3 separate regions of the Mus musculus genome follow, and regions 1 and 3 are each linked to region 2. The links are chromatin loops, found by intact Hi-C in ENCODE. Cell type or tissue: heart. All regions are shown on one strand.

Region 1 (8,000 bases), 48 kb before region 2:
ACAGAGAAACAAAGCAGAGTGTGCCAAAACAAAACCCCATCTGTATAGCAGGTATTCTAGAACCACATCCCAACTACACAGTTTCAAAACTGTGAATTAAGAGGAAGTGAAGATGCTCATTAATACAAAAGCCCCTAAATTCTTCAACTGCTTCAGAAAGTCACCAATTTTGGCTTAAGTCTCCAATCCATAAGTCCCTAAAATTTTCCAAGAGAAATAAATTGCTTTTAACCCCTACAATAAATAATCTAACGTGATAAATACTGAGCTAACTAAACTTAAATTAGTTCTAAGCATCTCATATTGAAAAATTATGTTGAAAACTACCCACATAATTTTTCAATTTAAAAACAATTCATTTATATAATAAATAAGGTTAATCTTTATTTTTCATTCCATTAGAATAGCATCTGCTTATGTCATAGGACTTTTAATTTCAGGATTAACTAACTTCATTTTGAAACAGCAATAAAACACTATCACGCTGTGTGGACAAATAACCATGGTTCTAGGCTTAAGCACAGACAAGTACAGTGCTGTGTTACAAATGGGCTACACAGTTGATGCGACACTCTGCAGAGAGCTATCTAGCACTAGTTTCTTGTACGTCAGCTTGCTTCCTATTTCTAGAGGCCCAGTGTAATTTGGATGTGGTTTTAAAGAATGTCCCTCAAGCTCCTGTGTTATAAGATTGCCCACCCCCACCCCCAGCTTAGCGATGTTACAAAGTCACAGGCTTTAGGAGGTAGGTCATCCTGGAGGTGCTGGCTTTGGAATAGACTTGTGTTGGTCTACCATACCCTAGTTTCTCTCTGGCGCTCCTCCTCACGTGTGGCAGCTCCCTCTTGCACAAGCTCCGGTTGTGATATCATCCACTATTAGAGAGAGGCTCTTACCAGAGACTAAACAAATCACTGTGTGATCCAAGCTGTGAGCTAGCTAACTTTTCTTTACAAGCTTCTATGTAATAGCATTTCATTACTCAACACAAAACACCCTCAGACATGGGCCTCAAACTTACAAGCTTTCTCCAAGTCGTGTGCACTCTCTTCACAGAAAGCAGCAACACTTGTTGCTGGAGAGTCAAATCAAGGTGCTTCTACCACAAGAGCCAAGCTTAACTCCATGCTTATAAAAAAACAATTAACACAGAATAGATTTTTAACTCATTCCAAAGTTTACCAGGAAAATTTGTAACTCCAAATATCTCTAAGGAAAGACATATACAACTACCTAACTACACATTAGCTATATTGAATATCTGGCTATATATTAAACCTCTCCCACTTTTTAATTCCCAAATTCAATACTTGACACTTATTTGTCTATAGGATTTTCATAGCTCTCACTTAATGTTAGATTCACTTTTTATCCACAAGTGACTGCACAATCTAATCTATAGCAGCAAGGACACTCTACTTTCAGATATCAACAAATTTTCTAAGCTCCTGGCTTCCCTGGGGCTGCTGCTGGGCGAACTGGGTCAGAGAATGCTTACCAGGCCAGTGCCATCAGTTCGCTCCATCACAGGGGCAGTGAATATAAGACAAAATCTACATGGGCCATTAGCTGAGCTTGTAATGAAATAGTTCCACAGAATAAGAAATGGACAGCCGGGCATGGTGGCGCACGCCTTTAATCCCAGCACTCGGGAGGCAGAGGCAGGTGGATTTCTGAGTTCGAGGCCAGCCTGGTCTACAGAGTGAGTTCCAGGACAGCCAGGGCTATACAGAGAAACCCTGTCTCGAAAAACCAAAATTAAAAAAGAAAAAGAAATGGAGGAAAGTGTCAGTAAAGAACACCAGTCCACGTACCATCTCAAAACAGATGTGGTGCCTCTATTACTGACTGCATTCTCCACTGTTCCAAGTGATGTTAACGGAAAAGGGGAAACAAGAAACAAAATACTCACATAATAAAGAACTCTTTCGACACAAACTAAAGAAATAGCACTAAACCATAGACTCTGCTTTATAATTCAGCCACAGTCACTGCACTCTCTCTGATCTGAACTATGAGCAATGCCCAGTCATTCTAGAAAAATATTTCAAAACATTACTTTAAAAGAAGTAAGCAGAAATGGAGACATGAATTGAAACCTTACAACATTTTCAAGTAATAATTCAAAATTATGATGAGAGGAGAGGCAGTGAAGGTGTAGGAGAACTTTCCAGCATCATGCCTGCTAGCAAGGAGCTGGAAAAACAACATTGTGATAAGAGCAGGAGCCCTTGTAGACTTAGAACTGTGTTGGCGATATGATTCAATGATAGATGAAGCCCACCAAAGCCCTGGGTTTGATGTCCACAGTCACAAGAAATGATAAATTAGTAAGTTGGTTAATTTAAAAGTTGGGCATGGTGGTGCATGCCTATATGCGCAGTACTCAGGTGGCTGAGATAGGATGGGCCAAAGTTCTAGGTCTACTTGGGCTACAGAGTAAGACCCTGTCTTAATACACAACAAGCAATAATGTTTGTTAGAGGTGTCAGCTCAGTGGTGGCATGGCTACCTTACACATATGAAACCTGGGGTTTGATTCCCCAGCATAGGAGCCATAAACACACACACACACACAGATTTTAGGAGGAAAATCCCATGTGACATCCTCATGAGTCAATGAGAGGGATCTTGAAATGGCACCAGTGCCCTAGATGAGACAAACATGTCCAGCTCGGGATCAAGGAGGGAGCATGAGAGCACACAGCTCCTGCGTGTGCGCCCCACGACGTCACAGGGGCAGTGGTCCTAGTTCTGTGGCTGCTCAAGTTTGCAAGCCTAGACCTCCTCCCAATCCCGAGCAGACTCAAGGGAGGCCAGTGAGAAGGGAAGAGAGGCCAGGGAGGGAATATAGGTAAGACCCTCTATTAAAACAAAAGGAGGCAAAGAACTAGCAAGATGGCTCAGTGGGTTAAAAAAAGGAAGAAAAAAAAAAGTAAAGCAAAAAAAAATCTTAAAAATTAATATTAAAAAAATACTATGCTTGTTTCAGCAGAACTTTAAATAGCTCCTATTACTTGAGTACACAGAGGTGGTAAGAGAACTTCAAAAACCAGAATGCTGTTACTAAGCCCCCCCAAATTAAGCTCATTTCTTCTGATAAAATCATCTGCATGGACAGGCTGGAGGGGGCAGAGGTAACAAAGTCCTCATGTCGTGCCATACACTTGATATCTCAGCATTCAGCAGGCACTTAACATGACCACAGGTTAAAGGTCAGCCAGGCCTACACAGGGAGAACCTGTGTCAAAACACCAATGATGACCGATGGCAGGGACAGACAGATGGTCTGACAGATGATGGACAGACAGGGTTAATTGACTGACTGATTGACTGATTGCCTACCTCTTTTCATGCTATAATTACAGAAACAAATAACTTAGTTTAAAGATAGCTGGGTGCGGCCTATCAGAGCAGACTAGTAACAGCAATGACAGCAAGATCCTTCCTGTGCCACATCCTATCCAGTGCATGCTTGGCCTCAATGCAATGGAAGAGACTGCAAATGCTTGGAGAGAGCCCTTCGAGAGCTCTAGGAGCTAAAAAAGGAGAGCTCAGAAGCTGGGCACTGAAGGCCCTAGAAACACTACAACTCTACGAAATGTCCTCTGAGACAAAGGTTCAAAATCAGAGTGTGCTATTTATTCACAAGATGCCTAGGGCAGGAAAGGAAGGCTTGCTGTAGAAAGCATTAGTCACCATGTCACCGGATTCTAATCCAGAAGGCCAATACCCAGACAGAAGGAGGAGTGAAGGGAAAGCCCTGCACAGATTGGGGCAGAGGAGATAGGTAGGGAGCACCAACCAGGAAGACTATCCAAGTTCCCACAGAGCTACCCAAATCTGAGTCCTCCCACTGTCCTCTCACTGTGCGTGAGAAGCTGGGTCGGGAGCAGTTCTGTGTGACTGAGGAGTGTGGACGAGAACTCGTGTCTACAAAGACTGACTGATAAGAACTGCAGGACTGTGGAGTGGTTCAGAGACTATTACTTTATCTTAGGCTAGGTCTTCAGAACAGGCAGCCAGGGCTGGAGAGATGGCTCAGTGGTTAAGAGCACTGACTGCTCTTCTGAAGGTCACAAGTTCAAATCCCAGCAACAACATGGTGGCTCACAACCATCTGTAATGGGATCTGATGCCCTCTTCTGCTGTGTCTGAAGACAGCTACAATGTACTTACATATAATAATAAATAAATCTTTAAAAAAAAAAAGAAAGAAAAGAAAATCAGCTTTAAAAAAAAAATTAAAAAACAGGCAGCCATACCTTGTTCACCCCTGCGTCTGAACTAACATCTTGTGATTAATATATAAAGGCCTTTTAGAATCTATTAACTTAACAAACGACAAGATTCCACCAACACATAAACTAAGAATGCCATCAGATAGCCTCTTAGCCCCCCATCCTGTATAACTGCTTCTCTGATGTACCCACCAGTTTATTCTAAACTTGTTTTGATTTATGCCTTCTTTGTTCTGTAGAACTATGGAACTCCGTGAAACTGCTTCCATGTTGAAATATAGAATCTGGGGTACCTAACTCCTGTTCCCAGGCTATGTCACTCAAAATTGTTCCAGAAAAATCTATCTCTTCTTCCCTTTGAGATGAAAGCTGCTAATAAGGCCAGGGTGCCACCTCCTGCCTCTGTTTCTCAGATATCCTGTCTCCATTACTCTCCTTTCAGACTCTTCACATAAAGACATATATGTTGTGATTAAGCAACTTTTAGAGCCTGGCAATTGTGGTGCACACCTTTAATCCCAGCACTGGGTAGGCAGAGGCAGGTGGATCTTTGAGTTCTGGGCCAGCCTGATCTACATAATGACTTCCATCACAGCCAGGGCTACACAGAGAAACCCTGTCTACACAGAGAAACCCTGTCTTGCTTTGGAGTTGGGGATGATTCACAGTACTTATATACTTATGTATAGGATAAAAAAAACCTCAGATAAACCACAAGAGTATTTAGGCTAGAAAAGGAGAGGATCAGGAAAGATATATGAGGTCTGTCTGCATGAAGCTGCCATTTTTATGGTCAAAAATAGTCAAATATCAATAAGTTTACAAAGTGCAAATGAGTGACTAAGGGAGCATATTTTATATTTGGAAAGCCGTCCTGAAGCAGATGACTCTGCGGCTGCACTGGAAAGCGCCAGAAGAAACAAGGTTCAGAATCAAGGCAAGGATGCCCTGTGCCAAGCAGGGCAGTCACAGTGGGAGGCAGAGATGTGCAAATGCCTCGCCCCTCCAAAGACGGTCCCTTTCCAGAATGTTCTATAAGCTCTTGTCCACTGAATCAAAGCACGTACTGGTGAGGTGGGTTGGTTTTGTCTGTCACAATAGAAAAGACAGGGTAGATGTGAATGGGGTCTGTTCTGAAAGAGGACAGGGCCAGACAAATTCTGGATGGCAAAGAAATATCTCCAGCCCACCCTCTGTAGAACCCAGATGTGCCTTGGCCATAGCCAAAGCCAACAAACATCTGCAAGCAGGAATCGGGAGCTCTGCAAGCAACTGTTCAGTCCCATGTGCTGCAGGATGGAAGCACTTACTGCACCACTGACAGGCTGCACGGGTGACCATGGGTAGGCAGTTTAGGGCAGCAGTGAGTGAGGAATAGGGGGCTCTGAAGACGGAAGCACCATGGCCACTGAGCTTGGCTCATCTGGGATTGTTCACAGGAGAGTTAAGGGATAGAGGAAGGTGGAAGGAGACTGAATGATAATCGAGGGGTGGCAGGAAGGCAGGGCGCTCACTTTCCTGACTCTCAATTTCTCCTCTCTTCCTTCTTCCTACCTTGCTGCCTGTCTTCTCCGCTCTCCACTGAGGCGGTACCAACCAGAACTACCATTTGGCTTAGACTAAATGGGAAGGCATTGTGAACATGTCTGAAATACCATACCCAGACCCCCTCAAAAACATATACATATATTGTCACTTCTTCTTTTTTACTTCTTAGACAAGGTAATGGATTATAACCCACATTAAAAAAAATGTCTCGTTAGTTTTATTAAAACTCAGCTTTCACCATGGTCCTCTCCCTCAACACTGTTAGAAAACATCAATGTGGCTTTGTTCTCTCTATAAAGAAAACCCCCTTGGCTCCTATGTGCGCAGGGCAACAGGAGGGTGTGTGTAAAAAGAGCTGAGGTGTGGGACTGTGGCATTTCAATGAGTGGGGAGGAATGATCCACCCAGGGTGCCAGCAATGCGATGTGATGGCGCGATGTGATACAGCAAGGACCGGCCGGAGAGGATTTTAAAATAGTGACAATGAAGTGTCTGCTTTTTCTTATTACCCTACACCTGCAGTTCTAAACAATTATGACTCCTGCTACTGAGGCTGACGGCTGGAACATGAGATAGGGTCCGTGGCCCACCACTAATGCTTAGCTGCCATATTAAACACTTTTAACCCTCACTACAACCAAAAGCAGAAGCTTGGGGAGATTAAGTTGAACGAGGAAATGGGGGTCTATTCTGGGTACCTGATTCCCAAGTCTGTATGTTTACCCCGCAAGTAACACCCTCTCAAGGAAAGTAAGCAGAAGGCAGGAGAGGCCCTGGGATGCTGAGCTGGGATGTCATCTTCCATTAGCCTACTTTCTTCCCTTCTCCATCAGTCAATCAGCACCTGACTGACTACAGCTCTGAGAACATTCTTTTACATTACTAATTTAAGGCCTATTTCTTGACAGTTTCCCTAGAGCGCAGGCAGGTTAACTCTGTCACACAGACAGTCACTGTGGCCTGAGGCGATCATCTCTCACCGTAGACAGGAACTGTGAAAACGCAGCTCGGGAAAACAGTTTGGAGTCCTGGGTGTTCATTTTAATGGGCAAGGACATCTTTGTCTTCATGTACCGTCAAAATTCCCACGATGGAACATTTATTTTTCTTAATTGCTTTAATTTTAGGCTAGCTATGCTTTTTACTGGAAGCCACCATACTGAGAAAATGCAGAATGTAGCTGAGAAAGAATACATTCCTTCATTTGCTAATATTTTACAACTGTGTAAATCTTATTTCCTCTCCCCAGTGTCTCCATGTAGGAAGTAGAATTTTAAGTCAGAACCTTCAAACTCTGGTGAGGACTGAATTCCTCTAATAATATACAATTCTCAGACTACAAAAGTCTCAACAGAAAGCTTGGCTATGAGGCACTTGGGGACTAGAATAAAGTCTCTGCCTACCTCTGAAAAGAGAAGAGATTAGCACAATAAAATTAACTTCGCAGAGTTACCATCTGAAGCAAACATGCCATGGAGGAGGAGGACAGGTGCAGAGGTGCACAGCTCTGTTCCCTTCCACATGTGAAACTTGTCTAGGCCTGAGCTTTCCAAAACTGGACATCCTGGCAGATACACTGGCGAAACGCAAGAATCAGACAGCGAGGTAGGCAGGCAGTAAGCAAGGGATTCCCAGAGGAAGCCCGGAAGCCAGGAGTCTTGTCCGTGGCAGGGAGACCTTGGTCAACCCCTGTCCCCTCCAGCAAGAGCAGGGTCAGGCTTTTGAAGTCAGAAGGCTGTGGCTGGGGCAGTAAAGGTATCCTGCCAACAAACCTGATGACCTGAGACCTCAGGAATCCACACGGAAGACGGAGAGAGAACCTGGGCAGGTGTGGTGGAAGGCGACAAGGGCAGGTGGATCTCCGTGAGTACTAGGCCAGCCTTAGCTACATCGGAAGACTCTGTCTTTAAAGAGAGGGTGAAAGAATGTTGACAAGCTGTTCCCTGAACTATGAATTGTCACATACAAAATAATGAAATGTAATTTCAAAAAATATTTTAAGGGGAAGGTGGTTAGAAACTGATGCCTTTATTACAACTCATAAAGGTTATAAGTTCTTGAAAGTTACAGTTCTTGAGGAGGCGAAATGACCTCATAAGAGGCCCCCTAGGAGCAAAGACCCACAGTTCTTTAGTAATACGCCAGAGAATTGTGCCAATTGTCAATGAGCTTGGACCTTGAACTTCCAATGAGACTGCAGTGCTAGCTTAT
Region 2 (8,000 bases):
TAACTAAATAGTTGTTATTCTTCACCAACTGGCAACATTCGGTATTTCCAAAGCACTTCAGTTAAGGGCAACACCCGGGGAGATGCAGCCTCACTGTGAAGGGGAAGGAATCTATAGCCCCCTCCCCAAGGCCAGCCTGTGATTGCTGCTTGCTTCTCTGAATTTTTCTCAAAACAACAACATCATCAAAAGACACCTGTGTGATTTCTCTTCCAACTGTCCAGGGTCCTTAACTGAGGCTTGAGGTTGAAGCAGACATAAAATGCTTCCAAGATTGCTGAGTCTCTGAAGCACCGAACAGGACCGGTGACACACACACCTTTGATCCCAGCACTCTGAAGACAGTGGCAGGTGGATCTCTGGGAGTTCCAGGCCAGCCTGATGAACATACCTGGTCTACACAGGGAGTTCCAGGCCAGTCAGAGCCAACAGTGAGACACTACCTCAAAAATGAAGCTCTGGGACTCTGAGACTGCTCATGTGAAAACCTGAGTTTGATCCCTGGATTTCACCATGCAGAGAACCAAGCTATTCTTCGATTTATGTGCATGCCACACTTACACGTGCACAATAATTAAAATCTTTTGTTTCTAAAATTCATTTTTTATATGTAAGTGTTTACTGTGGAATGTGAGGGTCACACTGGGGCGTGTGTGGAGGTGAGAGGACAGCAGGCAGCAATCAGCCCCTTCCTACCCTGTGAGCTCCCGGGATTGAACTCCAGTCATGAGGCTCGGAGGCAAGTGCCTTCACATACTGAGACACGTCACTGGACTGTGATCTGTTTTTTTTTTTAATGTACTCTGTGGGCATTTAGCTTAAAAAAAATCTTTCTCTACAACTTTAAACGTGTTTCTCAAAAAATATTTTTTAAAGATTTATTTTATGTATATGGGTACACTGTAGCTGTCTTCAGACACACCAGAAGAAGCCTTTAGATTCCATTACAGGTGGTTGTGAGCCACCATGTGCTTGCTGGGAATTGAACTCAGGATCTCTGAAAGAGCAGTCAGTGCTCTTAACCCGCTGAGCCATTTCTCCAGCCCTCAGAAAATATTGTAAATCACAATCTAAGTCATGCCTTTAACATGAATACAACCTATCTCAAAAAAAAAAAAAAAAAAAAAATCTAAACATGAGGACCTGAGTTTCCAGAACCAGAGGTAAAAACCCAGAAGCAGGATCTAGCACAAGTGTACTCTCCGGATGCCAAAAGCTAAGATAGGAAAGAGTGTGAGTTCGAGGCCAGCCTAGGCTGCTACAGGTTCCTGGCCAGCCTAAATTTGCAGAGTAAGACACTGTCTCAAACCCTACTCCAGCCCCACAAACTTTCTAAACTATCCTGGTAAATTCATTTGTTAGTAAAGGGACACCGTCAAGCAGAGACAAAAGGCAGGCCCTGCTCCCCACCCTTAGAAATAATCAGGTCCTAGAACTCAGACAAGCAGACTCTAACCTGTGGCCAGCATCACATCCACAGAATGACCCATTCTCCCATAAGCATACACTGACTTATTATAAAATCTGAGTTGGGTAAAGCACTGTGCACCAAGGCAACACACGATGGCCACTCCCCCCCCAACCCCCCCAGCATCCTTACTTAAGGCCCAGGGCCTGTTTCATCTTTGTCCATGTAGTAACCTGGCAAATAGGAAAAAGGACTTACGTACTTTGTTTTGGTTTTTAATTTTTAAAGGAGTAGGTTTTATCTCTTCATTGTTTTGCTTTGCTTTTTGAGACAGGGTCTCAAGTATAGAGCCCAAGCTGGCCCTGAATTTGAATAAATCAGGCTTTGGCCTCCTGACAGCTGGGATTATAGTTATGCCCCGCCACTCCCAGGTAAGGAGGCTGGTTTGAAAAGTTAACTAATATTGACCATCTACACCAAAAGTAATCTATGCATCCTTTGAAGCCAGGCACCTATAGAGGAATGATCAGAGATGCCGCATTGCTGGTATTAAAGACAGGACAGGAACCAAGGGCAAACCAAGCAAACAGCCTAGGAGCTGGGAACAGAAGCGAGGAAACGAGGCTCAGCTAGAAAGTCATGCTGCTGTCATCCTCTACCGTGGTAAGAACTGTGTTAGACTTCCTAACCACAGAACCAAAGAATGACTGCAAGGCTTTAAATGCTAAGTGGATGTGAACAAAGCAGCAATGGAAAATTCAAACACACTGAACCAAAGGTTAGTCACATGGCCTCAAGCCTGCACTGAGCACTTACTAGTCACAAAGGGGAGAAGGGCTTCGTCTACAAAGGAAGATCTGGAAGCTGAAAATGTACCTCTGTGGTGTAAGGCTTGTATAGCATTCAGGAAGCCCTGTGTCCAAATCTCCAGGGAAAGTATCAGCTCCAGATATCCTACAGGACAACTCTTCAAAACTGGCAATGTCTCCAGAAATAGCAAAAAGGTTGTTCTCTGCTAAGAGTCATTATGACCAAATGCCACTTGTGAACTTTGCTGAGTCCTAAATCAAGTTATAAATAACATTAAGACTCGTTTGAGAAAATACAACTCTTGGTAAACCCTCTGGCTTCACTTTTGAAGTGTTTACGTGAGTGATGGTGCTGATCTATACAGGAGGTCGTTTTCTTTTTCTTTTTTTTTTAAAGATTTATTTATTTAATATATATAAGTACACTGTAGCTGTCTTCAGACACTCCAGAAGAGGGAGTCAGATCTTGTTACAGATGGTTGTGAGCCACCATGTGGTTGCTGGGATTTGAACTCAGGACCTCTGGAAGAGCAGTCGGTGCTCTTAACCACTGAGCCATCTCTCCAGCCCAGGAGGTCGTTTTCATTCCTCGCTAAATATTTAAGAATGTAACATAATGATGTCTGCCATTTATATTCCAATAATTCATCCAAACTTATCTTCTGTTTGACTTCTTTGTTATTGTTTTGTCTTAAAACAGAGTCTTTCTCTATAAAACTCTGCAGTCCTGAACTCATGTCTGTAAATCAGGCTGGCCTTGAAGGCAGATCCACCCTCCTCTGCCTCCCAAGTACCAGAAATTAAGGGTTTGAGCTACCAAACTAAGCTCAAAAATTATACATATACACATTCATTTATTCATTTTCTCTTTCTTTCTAGAAGAGAAAGAAAAGGTATAGTACTAACAGTTGTTGAAAGAATGTGGCATGTATCATTCAGACAGTACAACTTTTTAAATTACAAAGGTAAGGAAGAAGGCGTGCCCTGGATCCCTCCACTACCCACCTTTCTTCCCAGGTCCCTTACATACTGCCCAGGGTGCAATGAACAGCTGGTGTTCTTCAGCTGGCCTCCACACTTCCACAAGCACATACTATTTGCTGCGGGTTTACTCACAATTCAAGCTCAATAGCTAAAATCTGATTTTGTTATAAGAGAGAAACACATGACTAAAATTCCAGAAAAACAGGTCAACCATGAGGACAGAGTCATCTTTGACGACCTTATTACAGGGATTAGTTTGTGCCTTCTTCTCTTCTGCCATTTCTCTTGTTCCATATAATCTTTACATTCTTATTTTGAGCTTCATCCTTTCTATTTATGCCTGGAGAGAGAGTCACAAGCACGGCAGGAAACTGGACAAAAAACAGGACTGGTGGCATCAGGAGCTACTACAGAAACCACACCGCCTTTGGCTCCCAGCCCTAGTACTGGGAAGATCACAGGCAGCCTGGACCCAGGCTCTCCTCCTTCTCCCTGCACTCCATATGGCAGCTGTCTGACATCAAAGAAGGTGGGAGAGATTCTCTACATTCTCCAGACTGTTCCCACTCCTTCCCTTGAATTGTGGAAGAATCCATGATGTCTCAATCAGCCCTTCCGCAATCCCTCCTTTCCTGAATGCTAAGAATGCTTAACCCCAAGTGAAGGGCTGCAGAGCAGAGGAGCAGCAGCAAGGAGGACTAACAGCAGGCCTCCCCGAGGAGGGAGAACACCAGCTAAATGTCACATGCCTTCCAGAATAGCACCAAGGAATAAAAACTGAACTTGTAAATGAAATTAGGTTGCTCTTTTGAACTGCCAGTCTAGCTAGACAGGAAAAGGCCCAGCATGGTTTCTATGAGTGCCTATGCTGTTCTTAATAGGGAGGACACAATCAAGCCAAAGCAAACATCTGTTAACCAGTCAAGTCTGTTAATGAAACAATACTGCAGCTGGTTTATCAAAGATCAAAAGTGGAGCAAATTAGGAAAGGGATGTTTGAACAAAGATGGTTTCTGAAGAATAGCAGCTCAAGAATTTTAAACCCACTTGTCAAATTAACACAGTTCCCTCCTGGATCCCCTCGGAGCACTGATCAGGGTTTGCCCTGACCTCTGTAGAGACCAGCTTCGGTTTAATCCAACGTTGTTTCATCTAATACTTCTTTCTGTCTCATTCCACACTCTCAAAAACATAACCTTTCATAAACAAAATACAATGTACGCTGTGCACTACATCACAGCCTACTAATTACGATGTTTACTTTTATAAAGATCAACAACAATAGGCAGTTTCCCAGTCCTGGCAACTTCGCAGCAAAGTGTTTCCTACCCACGCAGAAGCATCAGTGCACGGCAAGGCCACCCCTTCCTCTGAGGCACATGGACCAACTTCCTGCCACTGCCTGGAAGCAGCAAGAGCACCCACATGCAAACACGCACGCACTTTCCTCCCGGTCTTGCAGACAGAGTGCCATCAGCAGATTACATGGCTGGCTCATTTGCTAACTCTTATCTGGTAAGCTAATTGCTGTTTATGTGAAATATTAATGGATAGGAGAGATGAAAGGCCCGAGAAGATTTCAGATTCCTATTTTAAATCTTGGTGTGACTGGAAAACAATTTTACCAAATCTACTCTAGTTTAATGTTCAAGACTTAAAAAATGAAGCATAGAAACACAACAAAATCATGGATTTTTACAAGCAAAATTGTCATCTCAATGATAAAAACAATTATATCTCCCATGTGTTAGTGATAACATACAAAGATAAAATAGATTTAAAAAAAAAACACAACAACTCAGACTTCCATTTTGAGAACATTTAAAGTGTATCATCTGCTGAAGTCTGGAGGAAAAAAATAAAAATAAAATCTTTGCCATTCAAGATAAAATCAGAATAAATCAGCAAACAACACATAACTGTTAAAATAACCTCAAAGCTAAAAATACTGACTTTCTTGGTACTAAAAGTATCACAGCGTAGGAACAAGGCTCCGTAGGAGTTTTTGCCTAATGAGCATAAGGTCTTCTATTCTATTCCCAGCAACACACACGCGCGCAGTTATAAAGTCATGTAGGTACAGAGAGTACAAGTATCAATTCCTCAAAGTTGGTGCTCCTCAGGACAGGATTAGTGTTGTGGGAAAGGCATCAAAAACATCAAGCACACCTAAGATCTAAAGAGTTACAGGAATGTCCACCACGCCCTCTACAATCAAACCTTCCGACACGACGCTGTTGCTCTCCAGAAGCTACTTCAAGAAGCCTAGACAAGTTCTATCTTGATAACAGTTCAAAAGTAGAACAAGCTGCCATGCTTCAAGTGCAATAGAAAGACCCAGTCACTCACTTCATCTTCCGCTTGACCTGGCTGCCTAGCTGGAGAAGTCCAAGAGCTCCGCGGTGACTGGACCGGTACTGCCCAACGGCAAAGGCTGCCCTGGCGCACTGCACCCTTCTAAAGAACTTCTCGAGCTTAATTACAGGAACAACAGGATCCACAAGCTTGCTTCCCTGACCTTGGAACTGTGAGCATTGATCCACCTGATCTTTTACACTGTAATAGGTTTCACCATTCTAAAACCGACTTTTTATCCATGTCAATGCCAAAATTCAGAGAATTTTGAAAAGCATATTTCATAATATTTAAGGCTGTATATTCAACTTCCAGTTGGATACATATAGCTAAATATTCTTTGAGAACAACGAGTCTTTGATACAAAGCACATGAACTGAAGTCAACATAAAAAGACACTGACTGGGACTCTAATTGAGACCCTTCACAAAGTACCAACTAAAAAATTCCCAGAGGCAAGATGAGGGATAAGGGGTTAGAGAAAAGAAAGCAGCAAAAACAATGTAAAATGTAAAATCTGTGGTCTGGTGACTGAATCTGACATAGGATGGGACTGTGTCTCTTTTCTTTTCTCTTTCTTTCTTTCTTTCTTTCTTTCTTTCTTTCTTTCTTTCTTTCTTTCTTTCTTTTTTTGAGACAAGTTTTCTCTGTGTAGCCCTGGCTGTCCTGGAACTCACTCTGTAGACCAGGCTGGCCTCAAATTCAGAAATCCACCTGCCTCTGCCTTCCCAGTGCTGGGATTAAAGGCGTGGCCACCATGCCCGGTGGGACTGTCTCTCTGCACAGGAATCCTTCACAAGGTCACACCGCCCTGCCCACAGTGCCCAAACACATTTCGGGGGGGGGGGGGGGGGGGGCATGACAGTGTCACATGATCTTAGCACTTGGGAGGCTGAGGCAGAAGAATTAGGCCAGCCTGGGCTACATAATATATCTGGAGTTCCCCTACTTTACAGTGCACTGGAAATACACAAAGATTTGACCTTCAATAAATTTTAGGATGATACTCTCAACAAAGTGAAATACTAAGGAATCTGCTTAAAATTGAACTAAACTGACTTTATAAAAATGCTAAAGCCCAGATGTGCAAATGGAATCTTACTGCTACAAAGTGTGATAACTGAAGTCTCTCAGAATATTTGACTTTCCAAAGTCCTCATAATCTGACCTAATTGAGCTTTACCACTTTTAATGAGAAACATTAATACTATCCTTTAGGAGTTCCCGTGCCCAGTCAAAGATAAAGTTTTATCTTCAGTGGTTTAATTCATTTTCCTATCATCTCAGCAGAGAAAGGTTTCTTAAATAAATATCAAGACTTTCATGCTAAGAAGGGAGAATAGTGATCCCTGATTAGAATTCCAGAGTCTCAGAAGAGCTGACGTACATGCCAGGAAGCCGAGGCCTCCTATGTTAGCTTCCACTGTGCCCCTCCTGCACAGGAGTGAGGATGCTGTTAAATCTAATGAGGCACAGACTTCCCTGCTGCATTTCCAGTTTGATGATATTATAAACCGCACTTGCTTGGGGAAAAAAAAAAAAAGTAAGAAGCCCATCCCAACTACCAGATTTCAAATGCTGGCAGTCTATTTGCTGGAGGAAAACTGTTTCTGACCTACTGAAGAACTGCAAGAGAGACCTCCACCATTCATGAATAGCCCCGGGGCTGACTAAGATACCGCCCAGAACAAATGAGCCCTGGACTCAGGACTATCTGGGTGGACTCTCAGCCTGACTGTTCACCAGTTCTACTGACCTTGAACAAAAAGCGTCCGCTTTGCTCTGCAGTTTTTCCATCTGCAAAAAGTAGGGCACCGATCTACCTCTCTTCCAGTAACTATGAGTCAGGAGCTAAGTGCGAACTACTTGGAAGACACCAGCATTTACGCTTACAATACATTAGCTGCTATTTTTATTTTCTCTTTTACAATGACATTCAACTTCTCAAAGGTAATCACAATAACAGCTTCTTTAAAAGACTATTTTATCAAACTATAGTTAAGACTGCACCATCCTGGAACAGTCTCCATTCACATCCTAAATTCTGCCAAGCACGCAGACATACCTGAAATTCCAGCTCTATTGAGGCTAAGGTAAAAGGACCAAAATTCAAAGCCAGCCTGGGAAACTAAGTGAAACCTTGTCCCAATATTTTTTTTTTTTTAAATGAAATCGGGGATGGAGCGATGGTGCAGTGGGTATAGTACTCACCTCACAAGCACGAGAATCTGAGTTCAGATCCCCAGCACTCAAGAAAACAAGGCTGGCTACAGTGGGTGCCCGTCTGGAATCCTATCTCTGAGAAGGTGGGTATATTACTTGGCAGCCCATATAGCCAGTGACAAATCCTATCTCAAAAATTACAGTGGAGAGCAATAGAGGAAGACATCCAACATTTAAAAAGAAAGCCAGGGATGGTGGTGCACACCTTTAATGCCAGCACT
Region 3 (8,000 bases), 62 kb before region 2:
TATTGAAAGACTCTAGAAGATCACTGACCCACACACAGCCTGGTGAAGGAATGAAAAGGCACAAAATCTGGAACCAGACTCACTGGCGGGATTCAAGCATCTGAGTACTTTAACTTTTTGCTTCTATATCTATAAAATGTGAGTTAACAATCACCGGAATGAGAAAAGTGTGTGTATGTGTGTCCCCCCCACAAACCATGCGCTTAATACAACCCTACACACTATACATATACTTAATTTAAGATATGCATAGCTTTTGGTAACTACTCAAAAACATGCATAATAAGAAAAAGAGTGGCTTTTCTATCTGCTATGGTACAAAAGAGTCAAAGAGTAAGAACATGTGACCCATGCTTTGCAGAATTCACAAATGATACAGAGAGATCAGACACATATAAAGAACTTAAGACAATATAATCCCCATATCATATTTCTTGCATTTTTTAACACAATATTTTGTGAAAAGTTGGCAAGTTACGCAGGCTCTGGTCAACTGCTAGAGTGCTTGCCTAGCATGCACGAGGTCCCAAGTTCTACTCTGTCAGTCTCAGAACCTCCTACAAAATTGGGCATAATCCATGTTGGGACCAAGCTGGCTCAGATTCACCTGCCTACCTAAGGCAGGGATGAAAGCATGGACCATGTCAGTCTGCACCGCAGGTTATTAATCACAATTGCAAACAATTTCCTCCACTGAGAGTCCCCTGGTTTTGTTTTGACATGACCACATCACAGGTAATCAGACAGTGGCACCAACTGAGACCCTGTTAAGAGTGTATCCTATACATTATGATACATACCCTGGCAGCATCAGGACCATGTTAGAATGTATCCTACACATGATCATATATACCCCGGCAGCATTCAGTCAATAATACTGCCACTCATGTATTTGTAAGTACTTTATATTAACTGAAAATGTTTATCATAACATTTCACTGTATAGAAAAGCATATGCAAGCTAATGTGGAAACAGAATGTTTTCAAAACAGTGTGTGCCTGGAAACATTAGCCAGATAACAGGCAGACCAGATATATAAACCATACACACATACGCACATACACACACACACACACACACACACACACACACACACACACACACGCCAGAACACAGGCAGACCAGATATATAAATATGTTCTTTGCAGATACATAAAGTAGATCAGATATTTTGGTTAGAAAACTAAAGCCCCAGCATAAGTAGAAGAAACTAATTTCATTCAAGATAAATGACTACTTTCTTACTCTGAATAGGAAAATAATCTCTGGTAAATCGAGGCATACTGGCATGAAAGATATAAGTGCTGAGGCCCAAGCCACTCCCTCTGAGTATCTGCAACATTTCCTAGGCTAGAGCCCAGAAAGCTCTGCAAATCTTTATGTGACTAATGATCCACTAAACAACTCCAGACAAGAGAGACTCAGCTCTAAGTTCTACCTCTTACAGCAGTGAGAAATACTCAACTCAGGAAAACAAAAGTTCCTGGCTACAAGCTCACTCACCATCTTGTACTTATCAAAGTCATCCCACAGACATTAATCCGGGGTTATTTTACTATTGTCTAAAGGCTGAAGAATGCACATGTCATAAATATTTACTGGCTTGATATCTTAATTTTGCAGGAAACAGTTATAAAACTTTTAATGTTTTACCAGCCGTGTAAAACAAAATCCCTTTTCTCAAAAAGTTACAGACATACAGCAAATGATTTAAGTGAGCAAAGAATTTTAAGGTGCAGAACTGGGCAGGTAGCACATACCTTTAATTCTGCAAGTTGGAAGACAGAGACAGTAGGATATATGTGAGTTCCAGACCAGCCTGGTCTACAGCTAGTGATCTAGTGAGCTCCAGGGACAGCCAGGGATACATAGAGATACTATCTCTAAAAACAACAAAACAAAACAAAACAAAACAGCTGTAAAAATAATTTTTAGGGACAACAACAACAAATAAACAAACAATCAGAGCCAGGTGTGACCCACCACACCATACCTGTAATTCCAATATTTGGGAGGCTACAGCAAGGTTGCCCTGGGCTCCATGTTATGTTTTAGGACAGCCTAAACTACAGGGAAGAACACATATTTGGAGATCAACCGACCAAAGCCTTCCATTACCATCTAAAATAACCCTGGGCAGCAAGATGCACTTGACTGCCACACCTGGTGACTGCAGGTTGATTCCTGGGACCCATATGGTAGAAGGAAAAAACACACTACCCCAAGTTCTATTCTAGACTTTACACTCAGGGCCGGCAAACACACACACACACACACACACACACACACACACACACACACACACACACACCAAATCAACATAAGAAAGAAACTATACAAAGGTAAAGTGCTTGGCCAACAGCCTGAGGCTTCTCTCCCTGCCCCCATCAACAGCTCACCCACTGCTGGTTTGCTACTTGCTGAGACATAGTCAGAAAAGATTTTATAAATTATTTGAGGTTTTCTCCTATCTTCTCCACCACCCCCCACTCCTCCTTCTCCCCAACTCCTCTCTTTTCCTTAGAAATTTCTGATTTTCCCGGTCTGTGAGGGGTGGGTTTTATAGAGAGGCCTCCAGCTGAGTTGTGGCATTCCCTAGCTGGGTTGTCTGAATTGCTCTTCCCGGGAGAGGTTTCCTACAGCCACACAGAAAGGCCAGTTTACTCCACAGGGATCTGCTTGAGCTGGTCCTCCACCAGTTGACAGCTAAGAGTCCTAATTTATTGGCAGCCTTTACTATGGAGTGGGAGAGTAAGTTTGTCAAGCACCTGTTCTTGGGTCAACAAGTTAATTACCAGAGAACTTCCATTTGGGGGAAGGTATTCACAACAGTAGCATAGAGCTGCCTGTCACGACACTGCTGCCTTGCACTGAATGAATATACTTCAGTCTTACCTTAGCTGATCCTGAGATAAGTATTGCAAAATAAAGAAACTGGACACAGAACTAACTTGACTAAAAGTCACTGGCTCCTAGGAATGCCCCTGGTGTCTACTGAGCAAGAAGCTAAACAATGATTCATTCCGTGAAGAAAGAGTGTCCCATTCCACAAGCTCTATGTATGTAGCCTGTTCTGTGCCCCACTGAGAATAGTAATAATACAATGGCACACTGGGCGGGTCTTAAAAGGTGGACACACATTACTCAGAAAGCATATGAATAGTGAAACAGAACTAAGAAAGAGTTTAGGTAAGTTATTAAAATCAGCCATGGGCTGGAGAGATAGCTCAGCAGTTAAAAGCATTTGTTGCTCTTGGAGAGGACTTGGGTTCAGTTCCCATTACCAACATGGTGGATAATAACAATCTGAAACCCTAGTTCCAGGGAGTCTGAGCAGCTCTTCTGGACTCCATGGACACTGCATGCACATATATGCACACACACACACATATGCAGAAAGAACAGTGATACACATAAAATGAAAAGAAATAAATCTTTAAGAGCCAGTCAGTCCAACAGGCGTGTTTACACATGCCAGTAATTCCGGCACTTGAGAGGTAGAGGAAAGATTGCTTTCCTGGCACGTGTAAGGCTGCAGGTCTGCTCCCTACACTGACAGGATAGGATAATTAAAATAAGCATCTTGCATTTTCTGCTGTAGGCAATGTAAGTACAATAGTTGGTTTTTACTAGTCTAAACCTAATGCCTACCTGGTTTCAAAGCTCAATTCAACAATTATTCATTGACTATTCTAACATACACATTAATACAAACAGTGTAGATCCTTATTTGTGTCTACCCAGGATGCACTCAGAATGCCCCCACTTGTCTACAGTGTGAATGTGATTATTTGCTTATATTTGCTTCCTGGTTCCCTTACCCTCCACTAGCTCTGAGTACAGCCACACAGACGGAACCTGTTTGCCTGCTGCTCTGGCTCCTGCCCCCTCTACCTGCCAGATACAGAGCCTCTGATTAATCCTTCCACGGCGCTGTGCCCAGCAGAATGACGCCTAAAGTTAACATTCGGACCTCAGAAAGAGTCTGATTTCTTTAAAAAGCTTAGAAAATACAGGAAAAGGAAATAATCTTGTCCACATATCTTCTAACACATCAGCCTGTAGTAGACAGTTTCTATCTCTTACTAGCTTGCTTTTAAAATAAACACCCCTCCAAACAGAACCTCTATCTGTGAGGAAAACCCAAACAGAAGTGACTCCATTTCCAGGTCTGTCCACCACGTGTCCTTTAGTGACTCTGGATGGAAATGTTACTATAAAGAAAGGTTAGAAGACCAGACTTCTTGAATCAAGCTGGGCAGAGATTGGGGGGTACAGCAGAGGGAGGAGAAAGCTGCTCCTACAGTAAAAAAGCCTTCATTTTAGTTTGGCCATGAAATCTCTTCAACCATTCCATAAATTCCAATATTAGACCTTTGAGCTTTCAGATGTTAAGAAATAGTTTATTCTCTAAAGGGCAATTAGAATGAAGTTGGAAAAAAGAAAAAAATCCAATAGAGCAAACTGGCTGGTTCCACCATCTGAGCTCATCACAGAGCCCCAGGCAGCCTTTAACTGGCCCATGGGGAGATAAAAGGGCTTTTCTTGGCTAGAAGTCACAAAACCAAGCTTTCCTTTTGTTGAACAGAAGAATGCCCAGTCAACAATCAGGAAGCAAGCCACAAACTTTCAAGTCTTAAAAGCTTAAGAAATGCTGTTTTAGGAGCTGAGATCCATCTCATTTGGCAGAGGGCTTGCCTAGCATGCACAAGGCACCCCCAACACTGCACTGCCCATCCGTCAAAACGTCGGAGAGACTCAGAAGTTAAAGGTCATTGTTGAATATACAGCATCCCCAAGGCCAGCCAGGGCTACCTAAGACTCTGTCCAAAACACCATACACAGGGTGAGAAAGCTGGTTCATCAGGTAAAGGCGCTTGGCCCCAAGCCTGACAAGCTGCGTTTAATCTCCAGAGCGCCCCCTACAGGAGAGAACTAACTTTCATTAGTGTCTACAACCTCCACTTGCAAATGCTCCCACACTCTCCCCCCATATATAAGCACAACAGAAACAATAAAATAATTCTCAAAGAATAAAAATACTTGTTAAGTAGTTCACTATGAAAAGAGATAAACTATTTTTTTTTCAAATGAATAATGTTTTGAGCTGTGCCTAATGATAAAGGCCTAAAATTCAAACATTTATGAGGCTGAAGCCAGACTGCAGAATAAGGCCAGTCTGGGAAGTTTAGTAGTCCCTGTTTGAAAGTAAAAAGTTAAACTGGTAGCTCAGTGGTGAAACACTCACCTAGCAGCATATCCACGCCTACACAATAGCCTGAGGATGACAAAACAACAACATGCTTTGGTGACAAAGTTTATACTTTAAACCCAACAGTGAATATGAAAGAAGCACTCAACCAAAACAGTTCTTTGCGAGGGTGGCAATGTCCCCTCCTCCCAGGTCAGGCTCTTTAGTAGCCACGTGTCTTGTAATATCATGGCTTTTAGCTATCTCATTCTTTGAATCTTTGCCTAATACAGCTCTTATCTGGGTATACCACTCGCACGGGTGTTTATAAGTTTGCTTTGCTTATAACCCAACTATAAACTTATAACCCAACTAGTCAAACTGGCAGCCAGCCTCTACTGCTATCTCGAAGCCAATGGTTCATGAAAGAAGTTAAAAACAAAGCAAAATAGACAAACAAAAAAACCTGAACCAAATGAGCTATATTATGACCATTTTATTTAAAAACATATCTACAGTAAAAATTCAAAGTAAATTCAGGTACCAGGTCTTGGGTACATGGAGCCTGAGTGGAATTTATTCTTACTAACAAGGTTGCAGTTTTAGGAAGCAGTATCTTTCCTATCACGTGTTCCACCCTCTTTACTCACATACTAATTTTTGTCCATTTCAATAAATAACTGCACTCTCCTAGTTATCAAAGCCAACAACCCTGAAAGCTTTAGGCTTCCTAACACTTTCACCAAGTCTGTATAATTACTGCTCATCTCAACTTCCAAAACCTTATGTCTTTGTATCGCCTGTCTGATTTGCAGCAATACCTCCCTGGCTGCTTCCTAGCTGCCACCTTGTAGCTTGTAGCATGGCAGCTGAAACATGTTATTAAAATGTCTAAGTGTTTCTCCCTAAGATGAATGAGGCACTCAATCCCCAGAACAGGGGTAGGGGGTGTAAGACTCAACCAGACTCTGCTCAGAAGGTTCCCACCCAGAGTCAGCAGGGGCCTTATGATGGCTGGAAACCACAATGCTTGTGCCAGGGTCTCTGCGATCCTATCTTCCTCCCTGTTCTCACTCCAAGCCAGATGCCCAGCCTCCTACGTCCTACGTCCAGACTCAGCGCACATGACGTCAGGGCCTTGCATGTGCTATTCCTAGCATCCAGAATGACACACTCATGTCCTTTACAAGTTGGAGTAATTGTCATTTAATCAAACTACTTAAAATAGAAATGCTGCATTCCTGCCCTTGCCACTCCATACCTCTCTTCCACTGCTTTTTTCCCACCGCAGTTATTGCCAGCTGATATATGATATAATTACTTGTTATTATCTGTCTCGTCTCATTTGAATGTAAATGAATTTCATGAGGGCACAGATTTGTGTGTTCTGCTCTTTGATCAATCCCCCAGTGTCTGAGACTGCCTGACATTGAAGACAGAGACCCTGTCTCCAACCCCCCCCCCCCGCAGCCCCCCAAAAAGACCATGCTTCAACTGGAGGATGGCTCAGCACTTCTTCCTGAGGACTGGGTTCGATTCCTACAACCCACCTGGTAGGTAACTCACAAGAACCATCCTTAACTCCTGTTCCGAGGGAATGACAGGCTTTTCTGGCCTCCATGGGCACTTCACACATGTAGTGCACAAAAACGCACACAGACAAAATACTCATACATATAAAATGAAGTAAGTCTTTTTAAAATAGTAAATAGTAAAAAAAAAAAAAAAACCCAAAAAACAAAACCTATTATAGTTGAAATCAAAAGCTTAAGACAGTAATATTTCTCTTCTAGCACACATGAAGTGAAAGCAGAACTATGTAAAGAACGGGTCCACCCCCAGCACATACAGCATCCTGGGCTTCACTATTGGTCTAGAAAGATTCCCCAGAGGACACAAGGACATGTCTTTAAGAGTGCTCGCTCTCGCTCCCTTCCTCCCTCCCACCCCCTCTTTTTTAGCCATGTAAATTAACAATGCAAGTCACATCAGATGAGAGCTCATACCTGTACTCTCAACATTTGAGAAGCAGGACTGCTATGAGTCCTACCTAGAATGTCTGGGTAAAGACTAAGACTCATACCCTCTCCCCCCCCCCCCGCCATGTCCCCCTAAAATCCCTGCAAGTGACAATAGAACCAGAATATTTACTAGCTTGAAAGTCATCATAAGAGATCATTTGATCAACACTGAAATGGGAAATAATTCAAATCTGTTGAATTGTTTGTAAATTATTACAAATAATGCTTTCATAAATAACTGCCTAGAAAATCACGTACACACCCTTCTTAAAAGGAGGTTCGCTTGGACTGGTTGGAAAAGAGGGGCTGGAAGGGATTTCCTAAACTTGGCAGGCTTCTTCATAGTATGCACTCTGCAGGAGTCCCACCCTCCACTTAGGCTTTCTCAATTTTAACTTCTAAGAGCTAGGAGATGGCTCTGGAGTGGCTAAGGTACTTCTCCTTCAGATGACATGAGTTTGCTTCCCAGCACACATATGGGGAAGCACAGAACTGTCAGTCCAGATCCATGTCCGGCATGCACATACATACATACATACATACATACATACATACATACATAAAATAAGAAACAAATTAATATAAAAATATGGACTGATATGAAACAATGTTTTAGTTACAAACTAAAAGCCATCTTTACATTGAAACATGCTTTAAGACGTGAGCTGTATTCTAAACTTCCCTCAGACAACCCATGCAATCATGAGTCAAGGAAGACTCAGTCCAACACAGCTATATACACTTATGTTCTGTTCTTCCAATGAAGAGGTTACTGACCTACAGTAGG

Evidence for each region. Hi-C counts contacts between places; a loop is a spot of excess contacts. Peaks named below come from ENCODE experiments on the same cell type or tissue, not always from the same donor. Only the 100,000 strongest peaks of a DNase experiment are listed, where the experiment ranks them.
Region 1: a loop joins it to region 2, with 2.2 times the contacts of the local background. A loop is called at or near these places in 2 of 42 quality-filtered maps.
Region 3: it touches region 2 in a loop (1.8-fold over the local background); 2 of 42 quality-filtered maps call a loop at or near these places.

The regions. Positions count from the first base shown.
Region 1 is chr14:21,567,756-21,575,755 of GRCm38, reverse strand. The region is part of intron 2 of Kat6b (K(lysine) acetyltransferase 6B); the gene reads right to left. Among named protein-coding and RNA genes, the nearest start is that of Kat6b, 72 kb to the right of the region's middle. In heart, no CTCF peak of the experiment used is centred here; no DNase peak of the experiment used is centred here.
Region 2 is chr14:21,520,025-21,528,024 of GRCm38, reverse strand. The region is part of intron 2 of Kat6b (K(lysine) acetyltransferase 6B); the gene reads right to left. Among named protein-coding and RNA genes, the nearest start is that of Kat6b, 24 kb to the right of the region's middle. In heart, no CTCF peak of the experiment used is centred here; a DNase peak (open chromatin) is centred at 4,584; H3K27ac peaks cover 3,031 bases.
Region 3 is chr14:21,581,558-21,589,557 of GRCm38, reverse strand. The region is part of intron 2 of Kat6b (K(lysine) acetyltransferase 6B); the gene reads right to left. Among named protein-coding and RNA genes, the nearest start is that of Kat6b, 86 kb to the right of the region's middle. In heart, a CTCF peak has its summit at 4,924 (motif pointing left); a DNase peak (open chromatin) is centred at 6,287; H3K27ac peaks cover 335 bases.